Linked DNA regions of Homo sapiens: region 2 is linked to region 1. A link is a loop called in an ENCODE intact Hi-C map of the cell type or tissue named here. Cell type or tissue: prostate gland. All regions are shown on one strand. Each heading gives the region's core, and the rest is flanking DNA. Links, peaks and the distances in the headings are about the cores only. Region 1 holds the start of LOC101927296 (a long non-coding RNA gene). Region 2 holds the start of LINC02005 (long intergenic non-protein coding RNA 2005).

Region 1 (15,313 bases), core at 4,652-12,651:
CCAGAGTGCGATGGGAATTTTTGTTCTGTGGCTTTGCACTGGGCTTTCGTAATGGTTATCAGAGTTTAAGAAATTATGATTACATGAATGGGTAAGAAGTAAAATCATGCTAATAATGATGATGATGATGGTGACAGCTAACATTTATGGAATGCTTACACTTGCCCGGTACTGTTCTGAGGGCTTGCTGTGCATTAATGCATATAATTTTTACAACCATCCTATAAGGAAGGGACTGTTACTCTCTCCTATTTATAGATGATGAACCTGAGGCATAGTGAGATTAAATGACTTGCCTAATATAGAGCATTTAATGAAGTGGCAGAACCTAGACTCAACCCAGCCTGGCTGATGTTTGTTTTTGGTTTGTTTGAGGGAATTAATGAGTAAGTCAATCAAGATGATGTAGTTGGACACAGGCACTTTGAAACAGATTTCTTATCTTTCTATCCAGCCCCTTGGCATCACCTTGATAACCAGCTTTATTTTACTGTTTCTGTGATTTCTTTGTCCCACCCTCCCACAGCCCTTTTGCTTAACAAAGTGCTTTGCGGATAATAGAAAGCCAGTACTTGCTGGCTTGAATTAGAAATGGATGATCTGAGCCATACTAGAGTGCAGTGAGGCAGAAGGAGTCCCAAAGGTGGCAGTGCAAACGTTCTCACTGTAGCAGGGGTACAGAGCCATAGGGGGAGGGGTGGGGACTGTGGGCAGTGAAGAACATGTAGCAGAGAAACCTCAGGTCACCTGTTTGCAGCCCTGGATAGAGGCAGGTGTTTGTTTGCCCTGGCTTGGTACAGTTTTGTCTTAATGCCTTGGGACAAGCACATGGCCAGTGGCAAGGGTGCCGGCACCAAACACTTGCACGGTCTCTTTCCCCACAGCTACTAAACAAGAAGCTAGACCACCAAGCTCTTGAGATTTCTTAGTCCGTGTTTAGAAGATAATCAACAAAACCTTTATGTAGAAAGACAGACCGTAAGATTTTTTCCAGCAGAGGTGCTTACTTTTTATTTGCCCACATGGACCCCGGTTCCAAATCCTTGCTCCACAGCCCTAGCCACAGAGACACAAAACAAAAACCCCTGAAATATCTGTAAGTATACTTTAACCTTGTCAGAGTGATTTTGGAAAACAGGGTGATCAGCAAGTTTTATCCCCACTAACCTTTGGGTTAGTGATTTTTTTGTTTAGAAGGTTTGCTCTGTGTGTGCATGTGCGTGTGTGTGTGTGTGTGTGTGTGTGTGTGTGTTTCCCACAAAAGATTCTTAGGACTAAATGTGTCCACTTTACCTTGCCATTCCCCTTCTTCCTCCACTCCAAAAAGCATTGATGCACAGACCTCAATGCCAGATTGTGTACAACAAGAAATTCTTTACCAATATCCAGTCCCGCAATCTAGTTCATGCTGTTTCACCATCCTTTAAAAATGGTTCGTTTTGTTACTTTTTTTGATCTTCACAACATGGCTCTATTATATTCACAACATGGCTGTGAATATAATTGAAATCCAGCTGGAAATAGAGTGAAGAATAGCATTTAGTGTTTAAATTAGCAGAATTTGAGATCATCCTTATTACTTCGTAATCGCATATAAAAGATCATTCTCTTTCTGAGTCAGTTGTTTATTCTTGACAGTTTATCCCCAAGACTCTCTCTTGGGCTAAAACTGGGCCGTGTTTTCTTTTGGTAACATTACTCTAACTTTAACAGTGCTCCCCTGTATATTGCGTGATTTGTCTAATCTTTATTGATGATTGCTTGCCTCCATTGGCCATTCTTCCCATTGAAATGTTTTTCTCTACACTGGTAGCCTCGAGACTCCTTAGGAAGCTTCCCCTGGCCTTCGGTAAGGTTATAACAGATAGTCAGCCTTCCTGGCACACCAGTTAAAGCAGGACTGGGCGTTGGAAGGTTTTTAAAGCCAGCTGCTCAAAATACCTGCATCCCAGGCAGGTCTAAGGAGGAGAGATCCAAGGCAACCACGTCAGTAATAAGGAGCCATCCAGCCCTCAATCTCTTTAGTCTGGGGGAGCAGCCCTTGACCTCTGAGCCCACTGCTTTTTGACCTTGACCTCCATACTTCTGAGTGTCAGCAAGAGCGATTTGTCCAGGTTTATTGTGTGTGGACATAAGCCGGTGGGCTTTTGGCTATGCCAGCACAGAGAGACCTCATGAGTTGAGCCAATGAACATCTGCTCATCGTGGGATAAGAGTTCTCTGTAGTTCGTGTTTTGCCTCATGCGAGTAAATAGGGGTTTATTTCCATCCTTTGGTTTTTAGGTCAAGTGGTCTTTCTGGGTGGTCTGGGACATGACATGAAAAGTGATTATTTAGGATTCCTCTTGTCCTTCTTTCAACAATGCCGAGCCCACATTAACCAGAGTTCTGGAAAATGAGTCTTTCTACTATTAGGAGTGGGCAAATTCTTTTCGTAATTAGTTAGACCACTTTAAATAGCTCAAAGAAAGACAGCCACTTTCCCTGAAACAACTTTATTCATAGACCTGAGAATTCTGAGAACAGCTCAGAATGTATGATTTTTTTTTTCATGTCCTAGATTTAGGAATTGGAAATAGCGAGGCTGACAGTCAGATTCTAGTACAGATGGAATTTTTGATTCTTCATATTTTATCATAAGAGAAATTAGAAACTTTTAGAAAGAATCGCCTAACCTAATATCTACTGCACATTCGAGGACCTCAGCATTCTAGCTGCCCTTTACTATGAATGCAAGATATCCGTTTCTAATGGATTTTCAATATTGAATTGATAAGATCTAGGATGAAGTATAACTTGTGGCCTTAAAAACCATTTACTGGTTCATATCCTATGCGGAGGATAGGAAGTGAGTAATGGAAGCTGCCTTTTACTGAGCACCTACTTGATGCCAGTCCCTGCATGAGGCCTTCTCCATATATTGTCTCCTTTCATCCTTACCACTGTGCATCAGGAAGGTTATATTGTCCCCATTTCACAGAAGGTAAAAACTAAGACTCAGCCAGGTGCAGTGACTCACGCCTGTAATCCCAGCACTTTGGGAGGCCAAGGCAGGTGGACTGAGGTCAGGAGTTTGAGTCCAGCCTGGCCAGCATGGCAACACCTACTAAAAATAAAAAAAATTAGCTGGGGGTGGTGATGAGCACCTGTAATCCCAGCTACCCAGGAGGCTGAGGCAGGAGAGCCGCTTGAACCCAGGAGGCGGAGGTTGCAGTGAGCCAAGATCATGCCATTGCACTCCACCCTGGGCGACAAGAACAAAACTCCAACTCAAAAAAAAAAAGTAGCTGGGCATGGTGGCAGACGCCTATAGTCCCAGCTACTTGGGAGGCTGAGCCAGGAAACTTGCTTGAGCCCAGGCAGTGGAGGTTGCAGTGAGTCGAGATCACCCCACTGCACTCCAGCCTGCGCAACAGACTGAGACTGTCTGGAAAAAACAATAACAACAACAGCAACAACAACAACAACTAAGACAAAGTTTATGGGACAGGACTAGAGAATATGCACATTCTCCACATTGCTCTGTCTGTATGTCCTCAGTTCATAATTGAATAAGCTTTTGTTTCATGGCTACAGATTTGTTCTTCATAGATATATTGTACTTTGTTTCTGACTGCTCCTGGATGCAAAGTTGATGTGAAAACCTGACAGGAGAGATGTAATGGAGATAATGTTCTGAGTTTATGCTGGTGAGGTGCTGGCAAGGCTGGGGCTTAGAAAACAGAAGTCTCCAGCTCTCTAGTTCCTTATCTGTGGAATGGGTATGGGGATACTTGATGGGTTGGTATGAGAATACTCTGATTGAATTATGAATATACAAGTAAATTGATTTGATGACTCCTTATTCAGCATCTTTTAGTATTGAGGCTGTGGATGGCATTAGATATACAGTGGTGAATAATAATAGTGCTCATTTTACAAAGGGCTTATTATGTACCAGAGAGCGTATTAAGTGCTTTCCTTGCATCATCACTTTTGATTTCAAGCACAGAAAAAACATGAGGTAGGTAATATTAACCCTACATCTACTTAAGATGAAGAAACTACCGCCCAGAGAGGTTCAGTAACTTGCCGAGATCACGTAGTCCGTGCACAGCAGAGCTGAGATTGGGAGCCGACAATCTACCTCTAAAGCCTGTGTTTTCACCATGACATCCTAATGTGTGGCTCCATCTACTGACACAGAGGGTCCCTGCCCTCAGGAAGCTCACAGTCCAGTGGGGAAAGGACAGAAGCGAAGCAAACATAAAGACAATGCACAGCTAAGTGCCATGAAGGAAAGGGACAGAGTGAGATGAGAGAAACAAGCAAGGAAAACCACGTGAGACTGGCGAATGCAGGAAGCCCTCGCTGAGGGGGTGAGACCCAGAAAATGCAGGAGGCAACAAGTAGGGAGCAGCATGCCTCGCCTTGGCAGGGGGACCACCATGTGTGAGCCTAGACATGGGAAAAATCTGGATACCAGGGGCTCAACTAAAGTAGCTGCTCATCATGAGTGCATGTGGTTATTGGTAAAGAATACTTTGAGCTTAAAACGTATTCCCAATCAGTTGGAAGAAGAACTCTGCAGCTCTCTCTCCGGATTTAGTGCCTTCTCTATTTTGTTACATATGTTCAAATTTATGAACATGAAAGGGATTCAGCCTTTGCTTGAATGCCTATAAGTGGCCACATTTCACAAATCCTCTCCCTTCTCCCAAATGTGGGAAAACAGAAGGAAGGAGAAGTTTTGAAGTTCTGCCTCCAGATATTTCCTCAGTGGTCTTTTATGGGGCTTGATTCCTTAGAAACTGACATGTGTTCATAAAACATGGCATTCCTCTGCATATATATACACACACGTATACATAGATACATGACTTAACAAAATTATAACTATGAGCAAGGAAGCCCTCAAAAAAGCAGTTATTATAAATGCTGAAACATGCTATGCATAAAATTAATGAATGTTAATTTATTTGCTCTGCTTTTAACAGGGCCACATCATGGAAACCACCAGAAAAGATTTCAAGAAAAACCTTTCTGCTAGTACCTACCCAGACCTTTTGACTCTGGCATAGAAGGCAATATTTAAAAAAGAAATTATATAGATAATATATATAATTTTATTTATATAAATACATATATATTTTATTATAAATTTATAATTTCTTATATCTGTGATTTTCATATATATGAATCAGATCTATGATTTTCATATATATGAATCGGATCTGTGATTTTCATATGTATATGAAAGATGAAAGATCGTATATATATGAAAATCATAGATCTCCTGCCCTTCTGTGGTATGTTTCACCTCCTGAGACACACTGAATATTTTCCTAAAATTTAAACTAGGATTATGTTCACTTTTAATTTGCATGCCTGGGTAACAATGTCACTAACCTTTGCTACTCCTTTATAAATCGAAATTAATTAAACTGGAGCTTGCCAATGAAAACACAGCCTTTTAAACATAGATTTCTGGTCTGTAGCCCCGTCTAGGAAAAAAAAAATCTCTTTTATTAGAAATTGTTGATCTCACATCAAAGCAGCAAGAGAAAACCAAATTCTCTTTCATTTTTAATAAAAAGGCTTTCTGATCTCCAAGGGCACACCTGACCGTGCCACTTGCAGTACAGGCAGCCTGTGATAAGTGGCCCACAGCAGTCAAAGCCTGTGCTTTCAGAGTTCACTGTTTTTTCCGAACTTGATCTGTTCAGAGAGGCTAATTTGTTACTCAGAGGGAACTTGAAATCTCCCTGTGATTGCCTTGATAGCTGGTGGTAATATGCATCACTGTGGTTTTTAAGCTTTTTTAAAGACTTACTTTGACTATCTTTAAGAGAAAGGAGTTTTGTATTTTCTTGCTTTACATAAATTAAGCCTCAACTTTAAGTTTGCAGCTAGATTGTCTTCTGGTCTCCAAAATTCTTTGATATGTTTACAGCCTTGACTATTAAAAAGGATGATGGTATCTTGCCATGCCTTCTTTTTTGCAGGATTCTATATTAAATAGTAAAAGTCAGCCTGTTAGTCCAAATGTTTCCCAAATACCCTGAATATAGTGCCTTGTGAAAGGAGAGGTCCCGGGGAAGTGTAAGCATGCCCTGTGATATCTACTTGTAAGAAATATTTCATTTCACTGAAACTATCCATTACTGATTTTTGCAAATCCAATAAATTGACTCCCAGGCTCTGAACTCCTTTTACAGAATGCTTTGGATCCTTTGCCAGGGTCTCAGTGAATGCGTTCTCTACTTGTTCATTTCCTGCTGCTTTTTGAAAAGCCTTCTGCCTCCTTTCTGCCAGTTGCATCTGTTCATTCCTAAATGAGTGCAGCTTCCAGAAAGCAGTGGCCAAGGACATCTGAGCAATGGGAGGGCTGTGTGCTCTCCTGCTGTGTAACACTGAGGTTGATGCTTGTCTTATGAAGCCATTCCATCCCTGTAGTTGTGCCACCATATTTTTCTTCGGACCTTTAACCAACTGTTCTGTTTTTGTGATCATATTTTTCACTTATTTGAAGTGCTGTAGTAAATATTTTTTCATAGTATTCCTTATGACCCTCAGTAAAACTTTGGGTTTTTTTCTTCCTGCAAAGAATCCCTATACAGTGCTTTTGTTGTTTGATATTTTATATGCATAAATGTGTGTATTTGTATGTATGTACATATATTAATGTGTACATATATATATATAGCTATTGCAATTTGTGACTATTTAAATAAATGGTATTATAATTTGTTCTAAAGTTTCTTAAGGTAGTCCATTATGTAATCTCTAAATAATGAGAATTGTTTCTCTCTTTCAAATATCTCTTCCTTTTGGCCCCGTATGGTGGCTTATGCCTATAATCCCAGCACTTTGGGAGCCCAAGGTGAGTGGATCACCTGAGGTCAGGAATTTTAGACCAGTCTGGCCAACATAGTGAAATCCCGTCTCTACCAAAAGTACAAAAATTAGCTGGGCATGGTGATGCATGCCTGTAGTCCTGAGCAGCTACTCAGGAGGCCGAGGCAGGAGGATCACTTCAACCAGGGAGGTGGAGGTTGCAGTGAGCCAAGACTGTGCCACTGCACTCCAGCCTGGGCGACAGAGCGAGACTTCTTCTCAAAAAACAAACAAACAAACAAACAAACAAAAAAAACTCTTCCTTTTATTGTGTTTTTCTTGTCATATTTCATTGGCTAGAACATCCTGTGCTATCATAACTTTTCATTTAGACACACATCATTGAGGTTTGAGTGAATTCATAGTTAGCAATTATGTCCTAGAGTAGTAATTCCAATTTTGTCATAAAATATAAAAACTGCAGACTGATACAAGTAATTCATATTAGGTACAACTATTGAAGAACAAATTATGTCATCTCTAAATAATGAGAATTGTTTCTCTCTTTCAAATATCTCTTCGTTTTGGCCAGGCATGGTGGCTTATGCCTATAATCCCAGCACTTTGGGAGGCCAAGAGCAAATCTTCTGTAAAGTGAAATATTCCTCCAAAAACAAAGAGGAAAATTATTGCAGTTCCATTTATCAGGTGCTTCCAAGAGGTCAGATACCAGGTTCAGAGGTAAAAACTCACTGTATTTGATTCTCACATCAAATTTCTGAGGTCTTACCATTGTGCCCCTTTTACTGCCAAGGAGACTAAGGCCTAGAATGTAAGTAACTTGTTAGACATTGTCATAGCATGGCGATAAATGCAGACCCTTCTGAGGAGCACACAGCCTGCTCACTTTATAGCACTAGCATGTTTTGATGCTTATGGCCCCAAGGTAAGTTAAAATGTCTTTCATTTTTATGTCAGTAACTGGAAAGTCTAAAAGTTAAATTAAAAAGAATTCCACTTGTGAGGAAGATCATATCTGGATGTCTATCTCATGTGTATCTCCACATTTAGTGTTACTGTCGATCAGGGGCCAGCATACTTCTTTAAAGGGCCAGAGAGTCAATATTTTAGACTTTGTGGGTTATGCTGTCTCTGTCGGAACTACTCAGCACTACTGACGTGGCATGAAAGCGGCCGTCGACAAGATGAAAGTGAATGGGTGTGGCTGTGTTTCAATAAAACTTGATTTATGGACAGTGAAATTTGAATTTCATATAATTTTCACATGTCATAAAATATTATTATTTCAACCACTGAAAAGCTTATAAGCCTTACAGAAACAGCCCATGGGCCAGATTTGGCTCACAGGCTGTAGTTTGTCAACCCTGCTCACTACACTGAAGTCTTAGAACTTTGACAAAACAGAGAGGGAGAGGTGCATGCAACCACTGCTTCTACAACTCGTCCTTCCCCATGACAACAGGTATTTAACAAACATTTCTGAGGGCCTGCTACTGCATGACAGCCCCAATTTGGGCAGGAAAGATACAGAGACAAAACAAATGTTTTTCTGGAGGTTTTGTAGTCTACTTGGAGAGGCGTTGCAGGGTGGAAGAGGTAAAATAATAATAATAAGAAGAATAATTACAACGCAGTATGCAAAATGCTTTAGACTTACAGCAGAGTGTGCAGCAGCCATCGACTTCAGCAGGCATCTGGTGGATGCTGGGCTTCTAGAATCTCAGGCCCTCTGGAAGTGCATCTCAATCCCCCTCAGTATCTTGTAGCAGGCTAAGTCTTTTTGGAGAGACTCAACAAGTTTTTAGGTCGTGTGATGGAGTTCCTGATTGCACACTGCTGTGCTGGAGGCAATTCAGAGACCTCAGAGCAGCGAGCGAGCCCAGCATCTTTTTAATCTGGCGCCATCTGCCCGCCTACCCCTCCCAAATGCACATTTTGATCCTCTGAAGCTTGGCAAAGCTTTCCTCAGCTGATCTCAGCTCCTCAGAATGAGAGTTAATGGGGAATTGGAGGGCTGTGCACTGGCCCCAGTAAAGATGTCCAGAGCGTGAAGTCTTTCTGCAGGCTGAGCAGAGGAGGGGTGCTGACGGAGTGGCACGCACAACAACCCGTTTAACGAGTCCACCGGCAACCCAGTGCTCCTGAGGGAAAACATACATTGGCAGCACTTCCCCGTGCCTGTCTCCTCCTTTTTCTCTTGCTGACACGTCTCACTTGAATTAAATCCTGGGCTCTGCCATGCCAAGAGTCTTTGGTTGTATTCCTGCTGGCCTTTTCCAGCTGCCTAGCTTCCAAGCCATGTGCAACACATTCCTTCACTAGCTCCTGTTCTTAAATGTAGAGGTTCTCCGGGGCTCTGGCCTCAGCCCACTGATTTTCCAGTGTTTACACGCACCTTGAGTGATGTTATCCTTGCTTGTAGTTGTATTACCATCTGGGTGCTGATGGCTTTTGAATCAGTATTGCCAGTGAGACCTGCCCCCTAGCTTCAGGTTTCTTCCTCAAACTACCTCCCCAAGGGGCTCACCTCTTCCTTATCAACACCTGCTTGCCCCTGCTCCCCCTACCCCTGCTTTCATTTTTTTCTGTGTGTGTGTGCTTGTGTGTGTACAGACACGCATGTAATGTAGGACCTGGGAGTCTTTCATTGTCCTCCTTTTTCCTTTTCCCGCCCCTCTGCTAATTGAGACCCAAGTATCTGGAGGCCTTGATTCAGGGTTGGGCTGTAAAGACAACTTGGATTCTATTCAAAGAGTCTTTTACTTTAGTTCACTCTTGTTGTTGTTGTTGTCGTTGTCACAGGGTCTTGCTCTGTTGGCTGGGCGGGAACATGCAGTGGTGGGATCTCGGCTCACTGCAGCCTTAGCTTCCCGGGCTCAAGCGTTCCTCCTGCCTCAGCCTCCAAAGTTGCTGGGACCACAGGCACACGCCACCACACCCAGCTATTTTTTCATTTTTAATAGAGACAAGGCCTCACCATGTTGCCCAGGCTCCTCTTGAACTTCTGGGATCAAACAGCCCTCCCACCTCAGCCTCCCAAAAGTGCTGGTATTACAGGTGTGAGCCACCACACCTGGCCTAGTTTACTCTTGATATAGCTAATTAGCAGCCCCAAAGATATATAGGAGACAAAGCAGTTTGATATAGCTCTCTGTTACCTCTTTCTTCTCTAAGCAGAGTGCCAGGGGTGTCTTTCCATATGCAAACCTGATGATGTCATCTGCCTGCTTAAAACTCTTCTGTGTTCCCCCCTGCTTTAAGGGCTGACAGGTATGGATGGGATGCAGGTTTTGCAGTGCGCCACCCCCAAGGAACGCCATTCTCATCATAGTCTATGTGAATAACACCTCCTACAGCTGCAGGAGCATTGTACAGCCTGTACTGCTGTCTATGGCAGCTCTGGCCAGTAAGGTCTAGCAGTGCTTGGCCTTAGACTCCTGTCCCACCACATCACATATGACCCTCTCCCTGGTAGATAATCCCAAGGTTTCTGAGTCAGTAGTTCTGGGGTCAGGTATAAAAATCTGCCCTCCTATCACATTCCCGGGTGATGTGATGCTACTGTTCTGGGGAACACACTTTGAGAACCACTGGCATAGCCATAGCTTGACGTAACTTGATGTTTTTTCTGTTACGACTCTTTACTCACTTAGGGCTTCCAGGACATGCCTGGACATGGGCTGCCTAACCCAATTTTGCAAAAGCTGGGGGTATCTCCATTTTATAGAAACAATTAATGATCCCACTTACTCTTTTTAAATTAATATTGAACTCTCCATGAAGCCCATAAACACATTCCTTGTGGAAGAACTTGAAACAGTACAGATTAGTCTAAAGTTCCTTCTTTCTCTCATCTTTGCCCCAGAAGTTAACACTCTTGTCAGTTTGGTATATATCGCTTTTAGACTCTATTCTGAGTTTGCTGGTAGAAAATAGCCTTCGTGCTGGCATTTCCCCCTCCTCTTACCATGAATCACATCATACTGAACCTCCTGTTCCACAGCTTGCTGTTTTTCATTCAGCTGTATGCTCTGGCCTCCTCTTTACGCTGGCGTGTATAGATTTTGCTCAGTCTCCTTGCTCTTCACAGCCACTCTTTCCCACCCTACTTTCTGCCCAAGGGACTCCATCAGCCAGTGCTCCCTGGCTTCCAGGTGGGTGTGGCCAGTGGGAGGAGATCAGAGTGAAGTAGATAAGTGAGGTTGGGGTCTCTCCCTTCGAGGTGGTCTCATGAGGGCTGTGGCTGTGGAGGGAAGTTTCCTGAACTCACTGCACCTCTTCCAAGCACATTCTGCCCTCTGCACCCACTTTGCAATTAGACCTGATTCATCTTAAGTACGTCACTTGTCTCCTCAGGGAACCTCACTACATAGGTGCTATGGGCTGGATATTTGTGCTCCCACAACATTCATGGGTTGAAACCCCATCTTCACGGTGATGGTGTTAGGACGTGGGGATTGGGGGAGGTGATTAGGCCATGACACCTCTGCCTTCATGAATGGGATTAGTGATTATAAAGGAGGCCCCAGAGAATTGCATAGTCCTTTCCACCATGTGAAGACGGAAGGCAACATCTATGAACTGGGAAGCAGGCCCTCACTAGACACTAAATCTTCCAGTGCCTTGATCTTGGAGTTCTCAGCCTCTGGAACTATGAAAATAAATGTCTGTTGTTTATAAGCCACCCAGACTATGGTATTATGTTATAGCAGCCCAAGCAAACTGAGAAAGTAGGTATACCTCAGTCTTTTTTTTTAAGTTTTAAAAAAATTATTGTGGTAAAATATAAATAACATAAAATGTACCACCTTAACCATTTTTAAGTGTACAATTCAGTGGCATTAAGTGCATTCATGTTATTGTACAACCTTTACCATTATCCATCTCCTGAACTTTTTTATCATCTCAAACCAAAACTGTATCTGTTAAACGATAATTACCTATTTTTCCTTCCCCCAGCCCATGGCAACCACCATTCTCCTTCCTGCCTCTTGAATTTGACTACTCTAGATACCACATAGGTGGTATCATACAGGATTTGTCTTTTTATGACTGGCTAATTTCACTTAGTGTAAGGTCCTCAACATTCTTCCATGTCATAGCATGTATCAGAATTTCCTTTCTTTTTAAGGCTAAATAATATGGCATTGTATATCACATTTTGTTTATCCATTCATCCACTAAATGAACACTTGGGTTGCTTCTACCTTTTGGCTATTGTGAATAACACCACTATGAATGTGGGCATCCAAATATCTCTTCAAGACCCTGCTTTCCATTCTTTTGGGTATATACCCACAAGTGGAGTTGCTGAATCATATGGTAATTCTATTTTTAATTTTTTGAGGATGGCCATACTCTTTTCATCTCCAGTTATGTGTATTCTTTGCTTTGACCTGAAAGACATAACAGTTATAATTGCCCTATCTGTATGGTATCCCACATCAAAGAAACTTATTTTAGTCGTGCATGTGAGGTCAGCTGTTTTTGTCTTAACCATTTATAATTTTGATGCTGGAAAATATTTTGGTGCACAAAACATATTACCAAAGTATTATACATTACAGAAACTCTACATCGTCTTGCTTGTGAAATGTGAAGCCATTTTCAAAGCAGATGTGTAAATTACAGATATGGATTCAATTATATGGCATACTGAATATTTTGATTGCCATTGCTATAGATTCTACAAATATCCTGTAGTTTCCTCCCTGCCATTTTGAGAATATTCTCTTGTGTACATTTCATTCAGCCTTTTAAAGAATCTCTTAGCATCCTTTGGGGCCTAAGCCTCGCTGTGACGTTAACTTTGAGGGCTTTTGTTTACCTAGTATCTGTTCTTCTATAAGTAAATTTTAGGTGCCAAAGAGCTCTCGATAATTATGCAATGTTTTGTTGAGAGCTCTTTCACATAGAAACATGACCAGCATAGCTTTTTTCACATAGAAAGAAGACCTGTTTGGAAAATCCTTGGCAAACTAGGATTATAAATTTAAAAGAAACTGTGATTTGTTCTGAATTGTATTATAACTTGCCAAAAGTTAGTCACACATATAAATTATACAGGTTAACTAAGTTAGCCAAAGTCACAGGGCTAGGAAATGGAGGATCCAGAATTTAAATGTGGATCTTTCCACTGTATCACCTTTCTATCCTTCCACATGTGGCCACCTGTGATAGGGTAAACGCACACACACACCTCCTTTCAGATGTTTGGACTGTTTCAACATGCCCCAGATGGGAAGTGAAATAAGCACTTTGTATTCTCCCTTTCGTGATGGAATTTGGGTTACTGGGATTGAGGAGGGGCCACCAAAACTTCAGCATGGCTGTGATAACCGAGCACAGCAACTTGTCCTCATTTTCCATTGTGTGTAGTGTTTGCTTTGACCCGAAAGGCTCCTCATAGCCCATTCCATAGGCACATGAGCACAGCCAGCACCAGACCAAGACCATAAATGGATCTGTAGAAGGTTTGGGCAGGTGTCCAGGACTCCGTGTCCTGTAACAAGTGTAAACGTTTTCTGGAGTGTTTGTTTTAAATGTCAGAACTTGAGGATAATTTTGGCCAGGGTTGTTTTTACATTTTTCATGGATGCCTATTTATAGGTCTGAATCTAAATCTATTTTTTATCCAGCCTACCCAGAAACCATAAAGAAAAAGATTGGTCATTTGACTATATAAAAATTTAAAACTTATGTATGGCAAAAAACATAACAAACTAGCAAGAGGAGATGAAGGGCTAATTTTCTCCTTTCTTAACGTGTTTCTACATGTCAAGGAAAAAGACACACTACCCAATAGAAAAGCAAGATAAGAATATAATCAATAGACATGTGAAAAGGTACTCAACTTCATTCATAATTAAGAAAATACACAACCAAATGATGTTGGCAGAGATGTAACAGTTGGATAATAGGCAACATTGATGGGTGTGTTGACATAAGCACTCATAAACTGTTGGTGAGAGTTTACATTGGTGCAGCTTTTGGCAATATCTATTAAAATTAAAATGTTCATTCTGTCTGGCTTATAAATTCCATAATCTATACTGTGGATGTAATCACAAAAGAGTGTGCCAAGATATGTATGTATACAGGCACACATACATGCACACAAGAATGCTACTTGTAACATTATGCAATGGAAACCCACCACAACAATATATCCCTTCCTCCCAAATTAGAAACAAGATAAATGTTAAATAACAATACATCTATACGGCAGGAAGCCCTATTAAAAAGAATGAAGTAGAGCTCCAAACGCTCAGTTAGACAGATCTACAAACTTTGTGGCAAGCATTTATAGAAGTTATTTCTTAAAATGAGATCTCTATACTGGTATATGCTTTTATCTGAAAGGATACATTAAAAATGAGCAGTAGTTAAACTTTGGGGACTGTTGTTTTAGGTATGTGCATAGGCCTGGTTTGTCCTGCTTTTATTTTGTACTTTTTAAAAGGACTTTTCACCCATGCATTATTTACTTAAATTAAAATTTGATTGAAATCCATGTGAAAATGGTTCTAACAGTTATAGATAACTAAATTTAGCTTTAAGTCTTGATTTCCTCTCTGCAATATAATTGTCCAGAGCTATGCTTTTGGAAAGGAAAAAATGGAGCTGAGAGCTGATTTCCAGAGTATGATCTAGATATATCCTGGGCTCTGCTTTTCTGTGGAAATCGATCTTTAAAAAATATTGGGTGGAGTTAAATTTGAAATAGAGATTCTGTAACGGGTGGATGAGGTCATTTCCTTATAGGAACTTTTTGGAGTTGGGAGAGAAGCACATTTATTTCTAGGTGTTTAAGAAGGGCTGATTGGGCCGGGCGTGGTGGCTCACGCCTGTAATCCCAGCACTTTGGGAGGCCGAGGCAGGCAGATCACGAGGTCAGGAGATCGAGACCATCCTGGCTAACATGGTGAAACCCCATCTCTATTAAAAATACAAAAAAATTAGCTGGGCATGGTAGCGGGTGCCTGTAGTCCCAGCTACTTCGGAGGCTGAGGCAGGAGAATGGTGTAAACCTGGGAGGCGGAGCTTGCAGTGAGCCGAGATCGCGCCACTGCATTCCAGCCTGGGTGAGAGCAAGACTCCATCTCAAAAAAAAAAAAAAAAAAAAAAGGGCTGATTGTTGGTGGAAAAGGAGGCTCTCACCCAATTACCTAGTCAGAAAAGGACACCTAGGCTTTTGTGTCCTTGGAGTCCTTTGTTTCTATACCACCAATGAATCTGTAGGGGTAAAGTACTGGGGTGGAGTGGTTATTCATGTTAGAAAACAGTATAGGGGGATTTTGTTTTACAATCAGGTATGCTAGATTTAGATGTGGCTTCCATCGCTTTCTCACTTTGTAATCTAGCTGAGTTTGTTTACTCGTCTGTAAAATGGGTTTATAGATAATATCTCCGGTACAGAATTGTTAAGTGCTAAATGAGATTATGCAGGTGAAATGCTTGTCTTTGTACCGGGAAC
Region 2 (15,313 bases), core at 2,647-10,646, 290 kb before region 1:
TTCTGTTGGCTGGTAACATGTCCAGAATCTGACTGCTTCTCACCTCTTCCAGTGCCACCACCCTGTTCCAAGCCATGAGCATCTCTTGCTTAGTGTACTGTGGGGCCTCCTACTTATAAAATCTGCCTTGACTTTTACACCTTAAAGTGTATACTTCACAAAGAATAGACTCCACAAAGTGATACTTTTAAAACAAAGTCAGATTATGTACTTGCCATATAGAAACCCCCAATGCCTTCCCATCAGACTCGGAGAAAAACTCAACTCCCTTCTGATGACCTAAGGTTCTACACTCTCTGCTCCCTACCCCTACCTTCCCTGACCTCATCTCCTACAGCTTGCCCCTCATTAATTCACTCTAGCTGCATGAACCCCCAACTACACACCCCCAGCCCCGCATTCCTTAAAACTTTAGAACCTTGCCCTAATTGTTCCTCTGCTTCTCCGACTGGAGCAATCTTCACTGAGATACCTGTGTGGCTCACTCTCTCACTTTCTTCAAGTCTTTGCTCAAGTCCCTCCTCAGTGAGACTTAGCTGGATCAGCATGTTCAATTATTGTATGGGGCCCGGAATGTGCACACATACACACCTGATTCCCATTAACTGCAGTTATGAATTTATATAGCATCTAAAGTAAACCAGGATGTGTTTTAGAGCTAAAGGGGATGCTGCTAATAGTTATGCTGGCACCACAGAAATAAACTAAGCCTGCCTTGGGCAAGCTGGGACATATATCCACCCACATATAGCATGCTCAATTTTTTTCCCTTGGCATTTATTGCCTTTTGACAAACTGTAATATTCACATATTTCTGATGTGTTTCAGTTATTGTCTGTCTCTCCCTCTTAAAGCATAAGCTCCAAGAGAGCAAGGACATCAGTTTCTTTCTTGATGTATTCTAAGTGTCTAAAATAGTGCCCAACAGCCCGGAACAGAGTAGATTCTCAATAATATTTTTCAAAGTAAATGAATAAATGATATAAGGAAGTCAAAGATTATCTCAAAAGTTCTTTCAAACTTTTAGCATCGGATGCATTTTTCAGTTCAATTCTATCAAAAATGGCGAAATGAACAAGATGAATATGCAAAACCAAAATTGGCATCAGAGCCATGAAATTCTAGATTCTTAATACTGGATCTGGAAGAGAAATGAATGGATGATCTGGCTCTATTTTCATTCCTTGAAGAAAGCAAATGTTTAAATCAGTATTCTCCAGTTATTTTCCTGCTGTCCATCTGTGTTAGTCCATTCTCACATTGCTAATAAAGACATACCTGAGACTGGGTAATTTATAAAGAAAAGAGATTTAATGGACTCACAGTTCCGCATGGCTGGGGAACCCTCACGATCATGGTGGAGGGCAAAGGAGGAACATAGGCACATCTTACATGGCAGCAAGCAAGAGAGCTTGTGCAGGGGGAACTCCTCTTTATAAAACCATCAGATCCCATGAGACTTATTCACAATCATAAGAACAGCACAGGAAAGACCCGCCTCCATTATTCAATTACCTGCCACTGGGTCCCTCCCATGACATGTGGGAATTATTGGAGCTACAATTCAACATGAGATTTGGGTAGGGACACAGCCAAACCATATCACCATCCTTGAATGTCTCTGACTTGCTCCTTTTCATGTTTAAAAAGCTCAGGTGGAAATTCTTTCCTAAAATTTCCCATTTTCTTCACTCCCTCAACCTAAGAAAAGTCATACTCACAAGACAATGTTACTGTTCTCTTATGATGTTATTTCTGTACCTCGTACATGTTCTACAAATGTATATGTCTCCTTACATACATTCTGCCCTGTCACTTTCCACAGTTTACTATTTATAACATCTTCCATGTCTTCCCTGTGCCTTCAGTGGACTCTAAGTTTCTTAGAAACAGGTGCTCTAACATTCAGTTTTGACTTCACAACAACTAGCACAGTACGTGGTACACAGTAAGCATCATACTTGTATTCATCAATCTGAATTGGACTTCATTTGATGACTATTAGATTGGATTCAATGGCAACTGCACTAACCAAACTACCCACTCAGACTTGGCTGTGTGACTGCTACATTCCAGTTTAACTCTTCAGACTTTACATCATTGTAATATCAAAGGCCCTTTCTAGCACAATATTTTCAATTACTTATCATTTCTTTCCCTACAACTGACCCCACCCCCAGCTATACACGATCTTTAAACACTTGTTGCCATATTAGAGAGGGCTACTGTTTTCCCTGTAATACTAAAAATAAGGAGTCTAAATTGGGTCCTTCTATTTATTAATGAATAAAACAATTATTAAAAATGAATTTGAAGCTATCAAATCTAATCTATCTTTACATGAAAACTCCTGCAGTTGTATTGTCAGTCATAATTTCCCACATGCGTAATGGAATACATACACACCCATGTATCTATCCCTAAAATATATGGAATAGATATTACCAAAACACATATTCTAATTCCTTAAGATTATTTTTTGACCCTCTAATATTTTGATGCCTGTTGGCCAAGTCCTTATTGACTGTGTTACTGAATAATTTGTCCATCTCTGCTCATATTCTCTGCTTCTGAGTGATTCATCATATTTCATCCTGAGATGCTTTTATCATATGTTTAGTACCACTCATCTCTGTTTCACCTTAATTATATTCAACGTCTACTGTATTCTTAGCTGGAAACCATCTCCTTTTCATCCCTCAAAGCCTACTTTAGATCTGACTCTCCCAACAATGAAATGCCCAGAAATACCTGAAATACAGCATATCATCTAGGCAAGACTATTCAGACTTGCCATTAGCTGTCAAGTTTCATGTATTTCGCCTTCTACAAATCCATCCCTGGAGCCTTCTGCCATGAAAGTATCCAATGTGAATAGGTGTTAATCTCCATCCTTTTAAAATCTCCCCCCATTTGCTCCATCAGAGAATATAAAATGTAGCATATTTTCCCCCAGACTTTCCCAGCATGTTTCCTTTGTTCAATCTAGAATCAAGCAATTTAAATGACAGGTACACTTGATTTAAAGTCTGCTAACTCCCCTCCCCACCAGTAATTCCAGATTCTATCTCCCTTAAATCATCATTCCAACGAGGAGTCGGGAGAAATAGACAAACATTACTGAAAATCACAAAGGCAAGTTTCTCACCAGGTTGTGTATATCATCAGATGATCTTGACAAAGTCCAAAAGCCACCAGGGGTATATTGGAAATAGTTGCAAGGGTCAAGCCCTCACAATTACCAGAAATTCAAGCTGCCTTATGTATGTGTGGAAAAGATGTGTAAACTACTGGCTCTCCAAAGCACCTTCAGGAAAACATCCTGTTCACTCAGATGATATCTGTATTTCAGCAAATGTCAGCAAGTCCACATACTTTGGCAGAACAAATGTTATTTTTCCTTTCATTACTGTCCTAAGAGGAACTGTGCAATCCTATAGATTATCGCATGGAGCTCTCATTGGCATGTGGCCAAGGCTGAATACTCTTCTCCAGAGGAGGCAAATTGTGAATTAAATTCACCGCTGGCAAATTGCTTTTTGTGTTCGATTTAATTTCGTTTTCATGATTTTTCCTGAGGGCTCTTCCGGCCTTGCTCAACTAACTGGTTTAACAGATCAGTTTAAGTTCAGAAAAACCTCAGTATTTCCAAGATTTCAGAATGCCTTTTTATTGAATTCCTGATTAGGACAAGTGAGAATAACAAATGTTTTACAGGTGTTCAATTCTCTAACACAGATATTGTTTAGAAGAAGGGGGAAAATCACAATAAATTACACTGGGCATAATTTTACTCAAATTTGGGAGCTGGGGAGACAGGGGGAGGAAGAGGAAGGAAGAGAATGAGTGAGCAGCTTTTCACTTAAAGTGAAAGTTACATTATCTGGACGGTAACTTCTTTAAAAGTACATTGTGGGGTGGGGGGAGGGGGGAGGGATAGCATTAGGAGATATACCTAATGCTAAATGACGAGTTAGTGGGTGCAGCACACCAGCATGGCACATGTATACATATGTAACTAACCTGCACATTGTGCACATGTACCCTAAAACTTAAAGTATAATAATAATTTTAAAAAAGTACGTTGAACAGTCCATGAGTAGCAATAATAAGACAACAAAGAAAATGAAGGATACATGTTCAAAAGAAGAGACGTGGAGCCGTGACTCAAAATGTACAGAAACTTCTTTTCCATTCACACGAACCAGGCAGAACAGTTAGCTGTGAATAAACTCAAGATACCAGACTGGCTCCATTAATGAAACATTATCACTGGAATAATATAGTTCATAGATTTTAATGATAAACTTGGGGGATGTGTTAATTGCCATTAGATTCAGGTGCATAGAACACATACATGGAAATAAAAATTGAAGTAGTTGAAATGAGGCAGAAATGTATATCTTCTTTACATCAAAGAATTCTGGACATAGATAGTCCAATATGGAGGGAATAATTCCCTACTCACCAAGGACCCAAACTCTCCCTATCTTTACACTCTACAATACTATTATGTGTCTTCAATTCTTAACGTTGCTTCATGTTCCAAAATGGCTGCTGAAGCTACAGCCTTTATGTCTGCTTTCCGGGCAGGAACAAGAGGGAAAAACAAAAGGCAAACACCTCTTAGCTGAGTCAGCATTATTTGTAGAACCTTCCTAAAAGAAACACCCTACTAGCTATATACATGGAGAGTGGAAAATGTAGTATTTTAGCTAGACATCCTAGCCAAAATATTGGTGGGAATTACATCCTAACCAAAATGTTGGTTCAGGAATATGGCTATTGATTAGGCAGCTTCAGTCTCTGTCACACGAGTAAAGTAATATTTTTATGAAACCAGAGAGGAGACACTTTGAAGTCTGTTGGCCTCTTTCGATCATTGTCCTTATCTTACATAAATAGTTGCTTAATGCAAATGCTTATTTGGTTCTTTTTATTTTATGGCAAAACCATCCTATGAACAAGTAAAATGTCATGCAAGAGGACACATTGCTGGCTTCTCACAAAATGGTAGTGCTACCCTCAACATGTCACCGGGAAGCCTCATCAGACCAAAACTACCCATAATATATTGCCTAAAGCATCCATCATAAAAGTTATTGCTTCTGCATCAAGATGATGTGCTTTTAGGAAATCTCACTTACAGTGAGTATGTGTTAACCGTTATGCCATTCAGTTCCATTAATCCATTTCTCTGTATTAGTTTATCAAATTAAATATCGTCATGGAAAATATAGAGCAGGGCTCTGAAGGAATAGAAACAAGTTAGGTACATTTCCAAGAGGTAGGCGGGAGAGAAGTTGAAGGCAGGGTGTGAAAATGAGGGTGAATTTGGGAGAATCCACCTAGCAAGGCAGAGTATGTAATAAGAATTTCATTTCTGATTAAATGAATGAATGAAATAAAAATACATGCACAGAATAACTTCTCAATAAACCTTTCTGGTTGACTATCAGATAAATGCATGAAGAGATAGATTAATGTATGAATAAATCCTCAAAGGTGAATTTTATCAGTGATGATTCTTTTATTTCTTCATGCCACTATCCTTGCTGTATGTGTGCTCCCTATAGCCATCATTGGGAGTTGTTGATTATGCTAAATATTAGAGTAACAAATACAAAAAGGACACTCAGAACCATAGATCACATCCCAAGCTAAGCGCTGAAGCACCAATGAGGCTGGCCAGAGAAGTAACCATTGGGTTATTACTATCAGCTTTAACATGTAATTATTTCATCCAGCACTGAAACAGAGAGGCACTCAAAATATAGACACTCAGCATAAGACTAACAGACAAAGACTTTCTATGCACTTAACTATGCACTATATCATAACTTTGAGTAGGACTTCCTTTTCTGGTTTGGAGGCTGTGTGGTATAATAGTTAAACACATCAGTTATGGTTTCAGGAAAATTTGAATTCAAATGCTGCATCTCCACTTGTTTCACAGCATTGAGCAAGTTACTTAACTGTTTCACATCTAAGTTCCCCCATCTTTAAAATGGAAGGAATGCTATTGCCTACCTTGTAAGTAATTGTGAGGAGTAAATGAGGACTCAATGATATCAGCCACGGTTATTAGTCATTATGTGCTGGGATCATGAGGGACTGTATAAGCCAGAGTTCTTCTGAGAAACAGAACCATTAGGAGACATATATGAGAGAGAGACTTAGTTCAAGGAATTAGTTTATGCAACTGTGGGGGCTAACCAGTCTACATCCGTAGGGCAAGCTAGCAGGCTGGAAATTCAGTTGTGTTGGTGTTGCAGTCTTGAGTCTGTAGGCTGGCAACTCGGGCAGGGTTTGTATGTTGCAGTCTTGAGTCAGAATTGCTGCTTTCTTGGGAAATCTCAGTCTTTGCTCTGAAAGCTTTCAACTGATTGAATGAGGCCCACCCACATTGTGGACACAAATATGCTCTACTTAAAGTCAACTGATTTAAATGTTAATCACATCTAAAATATTTTCATAGCAACATGTAGACTGGCATTTGATGAAACAACTAGGTGCCATACCCTCACCAAGTTGACACATAAAATTATCACAGGGACACAATAAATATGCCCATCCACACCCGCATTCTTCACAGAGAAACAAGACATAAGAGTTGCAGATTGGAAAGTGCAACTCTAACCTGTATGACAGATAAAGACTAGGATGGAAGCTGTGGTTTGTATTTGCAGGATTCAATGGCTTCAGATACTCCCACCCGCCACCCTCTGGCAGGTAGGTTAACACAACCAACCCAGGCAGTGGTGCCACATAAGACTTACAGCACGGAGAAGCTGGGAAGAACTCACATTTCTGCTGATGAGTTCATATCTGAGAGGACAAAAAGGAGGAGCTAGTTTTTCTTCTGAAATTTTCCAACCAGATAAGTCCCTCCTCCTTGCTAGGGTAGAGACAGTGATGCCACAGGTGAAGCCCCCACTGTTTCTGTCAATTGCACCCTTTCACAGAAAGGAACTATCATGAGCCAAGAAGAAACATTTCCCTCAATATCCTCCTCTCCTCACTACCGCCATTGTTTTTATCACCAGCAGACCGTACTGTTTATATTTCTTGTTGGGACCCTCTAAGTCTTAGCCTCTGAAATTGAAACTCTGGAGGGTTCTGAGGCTTCCAAAACCTAAGGAAATTTTCCAAGACATATCCAGAGAAGTACAATCCTATATTCAACCAACAGCATATTTCCTCTATCCTAGAAATCACCCTTCTTCCCCATCCCCCAAAAACTTCAGTTGAGAACCAGCTAGAGTTTACAGCACCAGGTTTAGTGTGGATCTCTTGACACCTCTGAAACAAGTTCCCCATCACATGGGAAAACTGCTCTGTCCTTCCACACCAGTCCTGGGAGCCTCTTCCAGCTTGATGCTGAAGAAGCCTGACATCCCCCAGGTAGGGGACAGCCGAGATCTCTTGGGCTCTGTTGGGGCCCGCTTAACTGTCCTTTTAAAGCACGCACCTTTCCCTCATCTGTAAAGAAGTCTGAGGGCAGAAACCAGATGTGCTGACCTCACCTCTCACCTCTCTCCCCCTGGCCTGGAATCCAGGGTTGTTCACTTCCTATTCACAAGAAGCAGCTTGCCTGGGCAAGACTGGTGTCATACTTCGTTTCAGTCAGCACAGGAGAGTGGAAAGTTGCCCGCAAAAGGCAGATGAAAAATTAAAGTGATCTTTGGCCAGCAGATTCGTTCAAAATGCAAATCCACTCGGTGCGTAGGAACAGTATGGCACAGCCCCCATGTGGGAGATTAGAATGCAGCCTTTCACCACAGCTCTTTATTCCAAAGCCGGCAGAAACTGGCTAGGCTTGGCGTTTATCTTTTTGCTCTAAAGCACGTTGGGGAAATTCCTGAATGAGTCCCTAAAATTCCCAGTGATTGGGGAAACCTGAAGGAGTCTAAGGAGCCACTGTATGCACCCAGCCCAACCTGATTTGAACAGCTGTATGGAACCAGGAACCAGGAAGAGAATGTGGGCTTTTGAGCTAGTACGCCAACTTACCAGCCCTGAAATCTTCAGCTGATTATTTTATCTCTCTGAGAAATGTATTAACCTCTCTAGGCCACATTTTGAGGGGACTCTAAAGCTGACATTTTTGGAGCTAACATTTCCCCTGCCAGGAGAAATTACACGTGTATTAGTCCATTTTCATGTTGCTGATAAAGATATACCTGAAACTGGGAAGAAAAAGAGGTTTAATTGGACTTACAGTTCCACATGGCTGGGGGGACTTCAGAATCATGGCAGGAAGTGAAAGGCACTTCTTACATGGTGGCACCAAGAGAGAATGAGGAAGAAGCAAAAGTGGAAACTCCTGATAAACCCATCAGATCTCGTGAGACTTATTCACTATCATGAGAATAGCATAGGAAAGACTGGCCCTCATGATTCACTTACGTCCCCCTGGGTCCCTCCCACAACATGTGAGAATTCTGGGAGATACAATTCAAGTTGAGATTTGAATGGGGACACAGCCAAACCATATCACTCTGCCCCGGCCCCTCCAAATCTCATGTCCTCACATTTCAAAACCAATCATGCCTTCCCAACAGTCCCCCAAAGTCTTAACTCATTTCAGCATTAACCCAAAAGTCCGCAGTCCAAAGTCTCATCTGAGACAATGCAAGTCTCTTCTGCCTATGAGCCTGTAAAATCAAAAGCAAGCTACTTACTTCCTAGATATAATGGGGGTACAAGTATTGGGTAAATATAACCATTCCAAATGGGAGAAAATTGCCAAAACAGGGGTTACAGGGCCCATGCAAGTCCAAAATCCAGTGAGGTGGCCAAATTTTAAAGCTCCAAAATGATCTTTGACTCCAGGTCTCACATCCAGGACATGCTGATGCAAGAGGTGGGTTCCCATATTCTTGAGCAGCTCTGCCCCTGTGGCTTCGCAGGATACAGCCTCCCTACCAGCTGCTTTCACAGTCTGGCCTTGAGCGTCTGAGGCTTTTCCAGGCGCACATTGCAAGCTGTTAGTGGATCTACCATTCTGGTGTCTGGAGGACGGTGGCCCTCTTCTCACAGCTCCACTAGGCAGTGCCCCAGTAGAGACTCTGTGTGGGGGCTCCAACCCCACATTTCCCTTCCACACTGCCCTAGCAGAGGTTCTCCATGAGGGCCCTGCCCCTACAGAAAACTTTGGCCTGGGCATCCAGGCATTTCCATACATCTTCTGAAATCTAGGTGGAGGTTCCTAAACCTCAATTCTTGACTTCTGTGCACCCACAGGCTCAACACCATATGGAAGCTGCCAAGGCTTGGGGTTTCCACCCTCTGAAGCCACAGCCCGAGCTGTACATTGGCCCCTTTCAGCCATGGCTGGAGGAACTGAGACACAGGGCACCAACTCCCTAGGCTACACACAGCACTGGGCCCTGGGCCCAGCCCACGAAGCCAGTTTTTCCTCCTGGGCCTCTGGACCTGTGATGGGAGCTGCTGCCATGAAGGTCTCTGATGTGTCCTGGAGACATTTTCCCCATGGTCTTGGGGATTAACATTAGGCTCCAGGCTACTTATGCACATTTCTGCAATTGGCTTGAATTTCTCCCCAGAAAAAAATGGGTTTTTCTTTTCTATCATATAGTCAGGCTGCAAATTTTTCAAACTTTTATGCTCTGCTTCCCTTATAAAACTGAATGCCTTTAAAAGAACCCAAGTTACCTCTTGAATGCTTTGCTGTTTAGAAATTTCTTCTGCCAGATACCCTAAATCATCTTTCTCAAGTTCAAAGTTCCACAAATCCCTAGGGCAGGAGCAAAATGTCTCCAGTCTCTTTGCTGAAACATAAGAAGAGTCACCTTTACTCCAGTTCCCAATAAGTTCCTCATCTCCATCTGAGGTCACCTCAGCCTGGACCTTATTGTCCATACCACTATCAGCATTTTGGGTAAAGCCATTCAACAAGTCTCTAGGAAGCTCCAAACTTTCCCACATTTTCCTGTCTTCTCCTGAGCCCTCCAAACTGTTCCAGCCTCTGCCTGTTACCCAGTTCTGAAGTCACTTCTACATTTTCGGGTATCTTTTCAGCAATGCCCCACTCTACTGGTACCAATTTACTGTACTAGTTCATTTTCATGCTGCTAATAAAAACATACCCAAGACTGGGAAGAAAAAGAAGTTTAATTGGACTTACAGTTCCGCATGGCTGGGGAGGCCTCAGAATCATGGCGAGAGGTGAAAGACACTTCTTATATGGTGGCAGCAAGAGAGAATGAGGAAGAAGCAAAGGCAGAAACTCCTGATAAACCCATCGGATCTCGTGAGACGTATTCACTATTACAAGAATAGCACAGGAAAGGCAGCCCCCATGATTCAATTACCTCCTCCTAGGTCCCTGCCACAACACATGAAAATTCTGGGAGATACATTTCAAGTTGAAATTTCAATGGGAACACAGCCAAACCATGTCAACATGGTATAGTGGAAAGAGCTAGTTAGCTCTGGTTTAAATTTAAGATTCACCATGTGTCCCATGCGACCTTAGACAATTGCTTGACCTCTCTGGGCCTCACTTTCCCCATCTATAAAAGGGGAACAAGTGGCCAGGTGTGGTGGCTCACACCTGTAATCCCAGCACTTTGGGATGCCGAGGCGGGCAGATCACTTGAGGTCAGGAGTTCGAGACCAGCCTGGCTAACATGATGAAACCCTGTCTCTCCTAAAAATACAAAAAATCAGCCAGGCATGGTGGCACACACCTGTAGTCCCAGCTACTTGGGAGGCTGAGGCAGGAGAATCGCTTGAACCCGGGAGGCAGAGGTTGCAGTGAGCCGAGATCACACCACTGCACTCCAACCTAGGCAACAAGTGAGACTCCGTCTCAAAAATAAAAAAAAGGGGGGGCGGGGGGAAAAAATAAAACTATCTCGCAGAGTAGCGTCAGGAGAATTAAAATAATAAAGCTCTTGGTAGTCTTCCAAAAAGTGTGCTTGCTTGCCCTTTGGTGTCTTTCTTAAAGACTTTGATATTTGGAGAACTGAGATTCAAGTATCAGGTACAGACAACCACCCTTTTCTGTATTTCTTGATTTTTTTTTTCTTTTGGCCTCTAATACCTTCTATTTCTCTTATGCTTGTCTGGGATACTCACAAGAGGATCTGTGGCAATAGTAGTCTGCTTGATTGCTTGATTCCCTAGGGTCAATTTGTTCATTGGGTTCTTAGGGAAGGAGTTGAGTAGATAAGACAAAATGTTCCCCACGTTTTTGCCTAAGCAGCTTGGCACTGATGAGTACTGGCAGCAGCTCCCTGAATTGTGTTATAAATTTCTGACTGCTGCACAAATGTACCACGTGGGTCAAAGACCAGCAGAGCTGCCCAATTCTCAGAATAGAGTTTGTCCTCATCAGAAAACACCCAGAAGGCCTGTAGTCCCGACAACAGAGTCTTATACCTAAGAAGGTTATAAAGTAAAAACATTTTAAGACAGAAACAGGCTCCAATAAAATTATAGTAATATTGGTTAGCAGAGTTGATGAGACTAATGAGATCAATGGGATTAGTATCTTTATAAAAGGGACCCCAGAGAGCTTTTTAGACTTCTTTGGGCTAGAATTGTTAGTGGTATTTTTTAAATTTTTTTAAAAGAAATGAAAGAATTTGTGTATCTGCATACTAATCCACATCATATTTTTAAAATACTAGTATGCCATATTTATCAAGTGCTTGATTTTTGTGGGGTGCTTTTCATACAAAACCTCATTGAATCATCATAATGATTTTAAGGCACAGGCATAGTGACTGTTCATTTTTAAGATCAGTAAGTTAAGGCACAGAGAAGTTTGATGACTTTCCCAAAGTCTTATAGCTACATGTAAACCCATTTTATAGCCACTACAATGTAGCACCCTCAAAAATAGCAACTACCACTGCTAGAGATACAATATTGGGCTTTATACCTACTCTCTGAATTCATTTAATGTAATTATCTCTAAAAACTCAGAAGATGGTGTAATTTACTGAATGTCTGTGTCTCCTCCAAATTCATATGTTGAGACTCTAGTCTCCACGAGATGGTATTAGGAGATGGAGCCTTTGGGAGATAATGAGGTCACGAGGGTGGGGCCTTCATGACTGAGATTAGTTCCCTTGTAAGAGAGACCCCAGGGAGCTTTTTGACCCTCTTTCTGAAATAGAGGAATACAATGAGAAGTTGGCAGTCTGTAACCCGGAAGAGGGCCCTCACTAGAACTCAATCATGCTGGCACTCTGATCACAGGCTTCCAACCTCCACAGCTGTGAGAGGTTTCTGTCATCTATAGCTTATAGTACTTAGTCAGTTTAGGCTGCTATGCTAACAATGACAGATGATATTAGTACTCTAAGTTATAGATGAGAAAACTGATACTCAAATATACAGAGCATTTTCCCAGTACCACACAGTGAGAAATCTGGGATGCGAATCCAGGCCAGATGGCAGGCTTCTATCTCCACAGAACATCTTGAACTTCACACAGACTTCGCTCCATGTTCCTCACACACAGAGTGCTTTATTATTGTAGATAAGGTGTTCACAGGTGACCCAAGGCAATCTCACACGTGCAGGAATTACGTTCCACCACTCAGTTTCCACAAGGCTCGCAAAAGGAATCAGTAGTTCTCACTAAGTATTCCTCAGCCTCCGCCTTCTGCACACACAATAGGATCACACCTCCAAGCCCTTAAGGTTGGATGAGGCCATGTGACTGGTAGTGACCAATGAGCTATGAGCACATGCAACATGTGTCACTTTTGGGCTGAAGCATTTAATTGTCAATTTGACACCATCCAGAGCTCTTACCAGCAGCATTTGAGATGGCAGCTGCTCCATCAGTCTGGATCCCTAAATGACTATCATAGCAATCCTGATGGCATGTTTCATGAGCAAGAATTAAATGTCTGTTATTTTAAGCCATTGTGATTTGGGGGTTGTATCGGTCTGTTCTCACACTGCTATAAAGAAACACCTCAGACTGGGTAATTTATAAAGAAAAGAGGTTTAATTGACTCAGAGTTCCACATGGCTGGGGAGGCCTCAGGAAACTACCAGTCATGGCGGAAGGTGAAGGGGAAGCAAGGACCTTCTTCACATGGCAGCAGGAGAGAGAAGAGCCAGCAAGAGCAGGGAAAATTGCCTTATAAAATTATCAGATCTCATGAGAACTCATTATCAGGAGAACAGCATGGCGGAAACTGCCCCCATGATCTAATCAACTCCCTCCAACGACGTGGGGATTACGGTTCCCTCCCTTGGCACGTGGGGATCACAATTCAAGATGAGATTTGGGTGGAAACACAAAGCCAGACAATATCAAGGGTATTTTTAATATAAACTACAAACAAAACTAGTCTACCCTGACTGACACAGAACCAGACCCAAAGGAGCTTTTTAAACCCCCCAAGAGACCCAGCAGGTATTAGAATTCTCTACACCCAGAATCATAAACTCAAGTGCTACAGGGATCGGGTAGGGCAGGTAACTAAGGAAAGCAGCTGAGCACATGATAATAGAAAGGGGAAGGGACTGGGTCAAACTGGTGAGCACATGCCAAGGAAATGTGGGCTCCCTGTTGCTAAATCTTGCAATTTTTCAGAAGAATTTGGATATTTGTGTGACTTTTCCCAATGGATAAAAAATTGTACAAATAAAACAAAACTGAACTGCAGGTTAATTTCACTTCAGGGTTTTCAATTTATAGCCCCTGACCCTCTGCCTCAAGTTCACAAGCAGGCTCCCATTTATCAGCCATAATTGAAAGATTTAGAGCCAGTCCTGTCAGTTACTTGCTGTGGGACATTGGAGATGTCAGCCTGGTCCTTAGTACTTCCGTCTGTAAAATGAGTCCATGGGAGAAAACTGATCGTTCTTTGTCTTTCTCGGGTACATCTGCACAATAAAATTTCATATACACACCAGCATGCAATCTTATTTACATATTTTATGGTTTCCAATGAAGCTATAAACCTCAACCCCTGACTACCCCTCCCCACAATAGATCCATGAAATCAACGCTAAGAAATCTGGGCTATATAAAGCCAAAGTTTTCGTCCATCTGAAAATGTCATTTTATCAATGTCAGTGTATCAAGAGGAATGGGATATTTTTCTTCCTGCTGGAGATTCTTAGCATGTCTTCTACTAGAAGAATCCATGGCTCTGATGTTATGGTTGCCTGTGTTCCACATAAAAAGATGGGTCTACAGGTTTTATCATGATGTTTAGTTATCCTTGGCCTCCTTCAGCTTTGTAATTCAAACCACCAAATGTATCGCTGCTTTTAAAAACAATCTTTCCAAACTCACATCCAAACTGCCTCCCTCTCAGTGCAGATGATGAGTGGTTTCCACAGAAAGTCTTTAGAATAAATATTCTGTGGTCACGTTCTCAGCTTCAGTCAATAACCTTTAAAAATACATCCAGATAGGCCTTCAGAGGGAGCAATTGTAATATTTGTGGGGCCAAGAGCATGAAATCACCCAAGTGAGCATCAAATAAATGAAGCAAAGTTCTATTCCAAGTGGACTCTGATTTTTGTCCCATTTTGATAGCATATGCTGTTAATACTTTCATCAATAGCACCTTTTACAGCCTGTCTTTAATAAAGAGGATTCCCACTCCATTTATCAGGATCCTGAGTATATGAAACTGGTCCCTGGGAACCCCTTGATGTGGTTGGAATGAGACTGAAATTTTTATTAAACAATCATTCAGTGGGAATAAAATTTATCATAAAGGGCAACCCTAACATGAAATCTTTATATGTAGCAAAGAGGTCTTAATTTGAAACAAACAATAAAGTGCAGAATTCAATTATGTCAGGAAACAGGTCCAGGCTCATAGGATGAACGAGTCATAACAAAAACTTTAAAGCTAGAAAGAGAAAACTAAATGGCATTTAAAACTTGTACTACATTAATTCAAGGTAGCTACTGCAAGATGCAATCATACCCAAAGGTACGTAGAAATTTCTGGAGATAATCTGATTCTTTTTGGCTGTCCTGCCAACTTCATGTAATCCTCCTGTCAAGAATAATTATTGTGTAGTTCCAAATAGCTAAAAAATAATAATAATAATTTTGAATGTTCTCAACAAAGAAAAAATAAATATTTGAGGTGATGAATATGCTAATTAGGCTACTTTGGTCATTCCACAATGAATACACGTATCGAAACATCACATTGTAACCCATAAAGTTATACAACTGTTATTTGTCTATTAAAAATAAACTTTGAAAGGAAAAGGAATTTGGGCAGTCTCATTGCTCATATTCTTGAAATGTGTGTTCAATTCAACAAATATGTAATAGGCTAATGGTCCT

The links. A loop is a pair of places that touch in the nucleus more often than their neighbours do. Peaks named below come from ENCODE experiments on the same cell type or tissue, not always from the same donor. Only the 100,000 strongest peaks of a DNase experiment are listed, where the experiment ranks them.
Region 2: a loop joins it to region 1, with 2.8 times the contacts of the local background. A loop is called at or near these places in 3 of 110 quality-filtered maps.

The regions. Positions count from the first base shown.
Region 1 is chr3:73,514,825-73,530,137 of GRCh38, reverse strand. All of the region lies in intron 3 of PDZRN3 (PDZ domain containing ring finger 3), which reads left to right. It overlaps LOC101927296 (a long non-coding RNA gene), which reads right to left and starts at 8,816. Exons shown (of 2, transcript NR_121660.1): 1 at 8,495-8,816. In prostate gland, for the core only: a CTCF peak has its summit at 9,296; DNase peaks (open chromatin) are centred at 7,998 and 8,987; H3K4me3 peaks cover 1,949 bases; H3K27ac peaks cover 7,514 bases.
Region 2 is chr3:73,801,577-73,816,889 of GRCh38, reverse strand. It overlaps LINC02005 (long intergenic non-protein coding RNA 2005), which reads right to left and starts at 7,646. Exons shown (of 4, transcript NR_146637.1): 1 at 7,534-7,646; 2 at 6,780-6,828. In prostate gland, for the core only: no CTCF peak of the experiment used is centred there; DNase peaks (open chromatin) are centred at 3,439 and 7,599; H3K27ac peaks cover 2,830 bases.